Linked DNA regions of Homo sapiens: region 2 is linked to region 1. Evidence: read pairs that join two places in POLR2A ChIA-PET (ENCODE). Cell type or tissue: Panc1. All regions are shown on one strand. Links, peaks and the distances in the headings refer to the core of each region. The heading gives the core; the rest is flanking DNA.

The links. ChIA-PET counts read pairs that join two places held together with the same protein. Peaks named below come from ENCODE experiments on the same cell type or tissue, not always from the same donor. Only the 100,000 strongest peaks of a DNase experiment are listed, where the experiment ranks them.
Region 2: POLR2A ChIA-PET joins it to region 1 with 9 read pairs; 3 of 35 experiments call an interaction of 5 or more read pairs at or near these places.

Annotation. Positions count from the first base shown.
Region 1 is chr11:102,095,533-102,098,447 of GRCh38, reverse strand. No RefSeq gene overlaps it. Among named protein-coding and RNA genes, the nearest start is that of YAP1, 13 kb to the left of the region's middle. In Panc1, for the core only: no CTCF peak of the experiment used is centred there; no DNase peak of the experiment used is centred there.
Region 2 is chr11:102,281,576-102,284,490 of GRCh38, reverse strand. No RefSeq gene overlaps it. Among named protein-coding and RNA genes, the nearest start is that of BIRC3, 34 kb to the left of the region's middle. In Panc1, for the core only: no CTCF peak of the experiment used is centred there; no DNase peak of the experiment used is centred there; H3K27ac peaks cover 1,274 bases.

The DNA.
Region 1 (2,915 bases), core at 112-2,611:
AGCTGATAGTACAGGCACAAGCCACTTGCCTAGCTCCAAAAAGGTTTTAAAAAGAAAATTACTTTAGGCCAGGCACAGTGGCTCACGCCTGTAATCCCAGCAATTTGGGCGGCTGAGGTGGGCAGATCACTTGAGGCCAGGAGTATGAGACTAGCTTGGCCAACATGGTGAAACCTCGTCTCTACTAAAAATACAAAAATTAGCCAGCCATGGTGGCATGCACCTGTAATCCCAGCTACTCAGGAGGCTGAGGCAGGAAAATCGCTTGAACCCAGGAGGCAGAGGTTGCAGTGAGCCAAGATCGTGCCACTGTACTCCAGCCTGGATGACAGAGTGAGACTCTGTCTCAAAAAAAAAAAAGAAAAAAGGAAAAAAAAAAAAAGCCAGGCGCAGTGGTTCACGCCTGTAATCCCAGCACTTTGGGAGGCCAAGGCAGGGGAATCACGAGGTCAGGAGTTCGAGACCAGCCTGAGCAACACAGTGAAACCTTGTCTCTACTAAAAATAAAAAAATTAGCCAGGCATGGTGGCAGGCACCTGTAATCCCAGCTACTCAGGAGGCTGAGGCAGGAGAATCGCTTGAACCCAGGAGGCAGAGGTTGCAGTGAGCCGAGATCGTGCCACTGCACTCCAGCCTGGGCAAGAATGGGACTCTGTCTCAAAAAAAAAAAGAAAGAAAGAAAATTACTCCATTCTCCTGCCTCAGCCTCCCGAGTAGCTGGGACTACAGGGCCCACCACCACGCCTGGCTAAATTTTTTGTAAACCTGGGAGGCAGACCTTGCAGTGAGAGGAGATCGCGCCACTGCACTCCAGCCTGGGCGACAGAGCGAGACTCCGTCTCAAAAAAAAAAAAAAAAAAGAAAATTACTTTAAATAGGATTGCTGCCTATACAGAAAATGACATACGGTTTGGTTACATTTTTCCTTTTGGCCTCTAGCTATTTAATGCATTTATGTATATAAAAGTGTATGTGTGTATGTGTTTTACTGAAATATCTCCAATCCCTTTGACCTTCCCTGGGACATCAGATACTTCTCAGCTCATACCTCAATTTCTGCAGCCAATTCCTGGCTGGTTTCCCAGGCTGCATACAGCCTTTCCTGTTTCTATCAATCTTCTTCAATTCTACAGCCATTTCCCTCAAGTACCATTTTCACCCTTGCTCACCCACTCAAAACTGTATTTGATCACTATAGTGTATCATACACTAAAAACAACCATGATGAAGTTAACAACAAGGACTTACATTTGTGTGACACACTTTTCTCAAGGCTTCCACATATCATCCTGTTTCATTTAATTCCTGTACTTCTCTCTGGATTTCAAAGCCTTCAATCAGCTGTTGCTCTTTTATTTCACAAGATTGTTTCTTGTTAAATATTTCAGGTACATCAAGGCTGGATGTAGTGGCTCATGCCTGAAATCCTAGCACTTTGGGAGGCCAAGGTGGGAGGATCACTTGAGGTCAGGCATTTGAGATCAGCCTGGCCAACATGGTGAAACCCCATCTCTACTAAAATTACAAAAATTAGACGGATGTGGTGGCACACACCTGTAATTCCAGCTGCTCTTGAGGCTGAGACATGAGAATTGCTTGAACCCGCGAGGCAGAGGTTGCAATGAGCTGAGTGAGATAGCACCACCGCCCTCCAGCCTGGGTGACAGAGCGAGACTGTGTCTCACAAAAAAACAAAAAACAAACAAAAAAGGTCAAGCAGATCTATTCTAAAAGTTTTATAACTAGGAGGCTGAGAGTCTTCTTGACTTTCCCAATTCAATCCATCAGCAAGTAACATTGGTTTCAGGTCCAAAAGCACATCTGGATACACCAACTTCCTTCCATATATATGTTTGCTTTAGGCCGTCATAACTAAGTACCACAGGTTCGGTGACTTAAACAATAGAAAGTTATTTTCTCACAGTCCTGGAGGCTAGAAGTCCAAGATCGAGGTTCCAGCAGGATGGATTGGTTTATTCTAAGACTTCTCTCCTTGGCCTGTAGATGACCATCTTCTTCCGGTTTCTTCACATGATCGTTCTTCTGTGCTGTGTTCTAACTTCTTCCTCTTATAAGGACAGCAGTCAGATTTAATTAGGGCCTACACAAATTACCTCATTTTGCCTTTGTTACCTTTTCAAAGGCCCCATCTCCAAGTACAGTCCCATTCAAAGGTACTGGGGATTAGGATTTCGACATATGAATATGGGGGACAGGGGCACACAGTTCAGCTCATGACACTCCATCGTCACCGAAACCATCCTTGCCCAAGCTGCCCTCGTTTGTCATTAGACCATGATGCTAGTTTCCTTACTTCTACATGTCCTCTTGAATCCACTTACCATATAACAGCCACAGTGATCTTTTGATCTTTCAAAAATGCATAGCACTCTCTTGCTTAAAATCTTGTACTGGTTTCCCATTGCACTTAAGTTAAATTTCAAACTCCCCTCATTGGCTTACAAGAGGTGTGTGATCTATCTTTCTATCTTTCCAACTTCAATTCATGGCACTTTCTTTCTTGCCGACTTGTTCCATCCACAATGACTTCTGTCAGGTTCTAGAACATAACAAATTCATTCCATCTTGGAGCCTTTGCATATGCTATAATTGTTTTTGAGAACATTCATACGCTTAAGTCTCAATTTAAATGTTAACCTCCTCAGAAGAATCTTCTCAGACTTACCACTATTATTTCCTAGTAAAATCATAATTCGTAATTACTTTATGTATTTTACTATGTTTTTGGTCACTAGATTGTACGTTTCTTTGAGCCATGATAATGTGTTTTGTTCACCACTGTTTCTCCAAGCTTAGCATTGTGCCTGGCACACAATAAACATTCTTTGAACAATCTACTATTTTGGCAGATCTCTTGCTCTATTCAAGAAAGTTTGTAATTGCACATGTATTTC
Region 2 (2,915 bases), core at 222-2,721, 190 kb before region 1:
ACAAATTAATCAGAAGGATGTAGGTTTCCCTTGGAGTAAGCAGGAAGCAGAAACAGGAGGCTGCATCAAATAGCCTTAGGCCCCGTAACCCCCTATTTACATCTGTAGTTCAAAATTCCAGTCTCTTTTAAAAAAATTGATCTGATAGGCCAGGATGAGGATTCATCCATAGACCAATCACCTATGGCCTCTGGGCAGTCTGCTAGGAGTATCCCAGCTGCTGGCAGTTCCTAGAAAGGGAGGAATGACTCTGAGCAGGGCGTGCAACCCAAAATGCACCTGCCACATGCACTTTGACTCATTTTCCTAACATTCCTCCTCACGGTACAGATGAATGATGTTGCTTAAGTCCAACACCTACTTTTCTCCAAAGGTAATCCTCAGGCTTCACTCAGTTAATGGAACTAAATGCCTATGATATGTGCAAGAAGCTACATATAAACAAGTATAAAAAGGCAGAAAAAGGTATCCCCATTTCATGCTATAACTTCCAAAAAGAGTTTTGTGATTTACATGTAGTTTCATACTGATTTCTGAGTAAAAAAAGATCTATTTTCCTCATATGACAGACTATGCCAGCACTTTATACCCAGAATCTTTGATTATCATAATAACTCTATGTAGTACGCTGAATAGTATCCCACAGAAAGTCACGTCTACCTGGAATCGCAGCATGTGACTGTGTTTGGAAATAGGGTTATTGCAGATGCGATTAAGGTAAGAATGGAGAGATCATACTGGAGGGGGGTGGGCCTCAACTCCAAGGAAATTGTCACTATAAGAGACAGAAGAACACACAGAGACACAGAGAAGATGAGGCAGATTGGAGTGAAGGGCCTATGAGCTAAGGAAGGTCAAGGACTGCCAGAAACCCCTAGAGACCCAGAGAGGCCTGGAGTGGTTTCTCTCTCAGAGCCTCTGGCAAGGAAGCAACCAAGCTGATTCCTTGATTTTGGATTTCTGGCCTCCTAAACTGTGAGAGAATAAATTTCTATTATTTTAAACTACGCAATTTGTAGTAATTTGCCATGGCAGCCCTGGAAATCTAATACAATCCACAAGGTAGATATCATTAAGTAATTTGCCCAAGTTAGGCAGCTACTATGTCAGTGCCTACTAGTCATCTACCTATTAATAGCCACCCTTTCCTTTTTTCTTACCAACAGAGAAAAGTTTTATTTGGGTTGGCAATATGCTCACCCTAATTACTACATTTTTCAGCCTACTCATAGTCACTGAGAGAGAAGCAGAAGTCACTGGGAAGACTAAATAGAGGAAACTGAGTTTTTTCTCCCACCCCAACACAGACATCATGACTGAGCTCCCATAGTCAGGAAAAAACTTGAGAATGGAAACCATATTCTATTTTTTTTTCATACAAGGTCTCACTGTCATCCAGGCTGGAGTGCAGTGGCATGATCACAGCTCACTGCAGCTTTGACCACCTGGGCTCAGGCAATCCCCCACCTGAGCCTTCCGAGTACCTAGGACTACAGGCTTGCGTCATCACTACTGGCTACTTTTTTTCTTTTTTTTTTTTTTGAGACGGAGTTTCACTCTTGAGCAATGGCGCGATCTCGGCTCACTGCAACCTCCGCCTCCCAGGTTCAAACGGTTATTCTGCCTCAGCCTCCCAAGTAGCTGGGATTACAGGTGCCCGTCACCAAGCCCAGCTAATTTTTCATATTTTCAGTAGAGACAGGTTTTCACCATGTTGGCCAGGCTGGTCTCGAACTCCTGACCTCAGGTGATCCACCTGCCTCAGCCTCCCAAAGTGCTGGGATTACAGGTGTGAGCCAATGTGCCCGGCCTAATTTTCTTTTTAATTTTGTAGAGATGGGGTCTTGCTATGTTGTCCAGGCTGGTCCTGAACTCCCAGGCTCAAGCAATCCTCTAGCCTCAGCCTCCCACTGCTGGGATTACAGGCGTGAGCCACCATGCCTGGCCATTGGAAACCATATACTAAGGGGTGTGGAACAAGCTTGGGTCCCTGATGACTGTGGAGTTGCTCTATCAATGCTGGACCTCTTTATCACAAAAGAATAATAAGAATAAACATTTTCCTTGTTTATATCACCGATATCTGGGTGAAATCTACTCCAAATTGCAACAGTTACTAAAGGCTGGGATTAGAATCTGAACCCAAACACATATGATGTTAAAGTCTCACATTCATTCCATTACCTTGCCAGCTTCCCTGACCATGGAAGCAGGTCTGCAACAAGCCCTGGCTCAGCCACTAACACACACAACAAACAAGTACCGACTACAATATATAGGAGTCATATGCTCTTCTAGGTTCCAGCATACAACAGTAAACAAAGACAAAAATCCCTGGGATTTAATTAATATTCTAATAAGGAATGATATACAATTTTTTAAAAATATGTAAAATGTAGGCTGTGTTAATGATAAATACTATAAAGCTAAATAATGCAGAAAATGTAGATAGGGAATGCTAGGAAGAAGGGTTTCAGGATTTGTTGATTTGTTTTTATTGTTTTTGTTTTGTTTTGTTTTTGAGATGGAGTCTTGCTCTGTTGTCCAGTCTGGAGTGCAGTGGTGCGATCTCGGCTAACCACAACTTCCACCTCCCAGGTTCAAGCAATTCTCCTGCCTCAGCCTCCTGAGTAGCTGGGACTACAGGCGTGAGCCATCATGCCCAGCTAATTTTTGTGTTTGTATCAGAGATGTAGTTTCACTATGTTGGCCAGGCTAGTCTCGAACTCCTGACCTCATGATCCACCCTCCTTGGCCTCCCAAAGTGCTGGGATTATAGGCGTGAGCCACTGCACACGGCCTTGCTAATTTTCTGTATTTTTAGTGGAGACGGGATTTTGCCATGTTGGCCAGGCTGGTCTTGAACTTCTGACCTCAGGTGATCCACACACCTCGGCCTCCCAAAGTACTGGGAT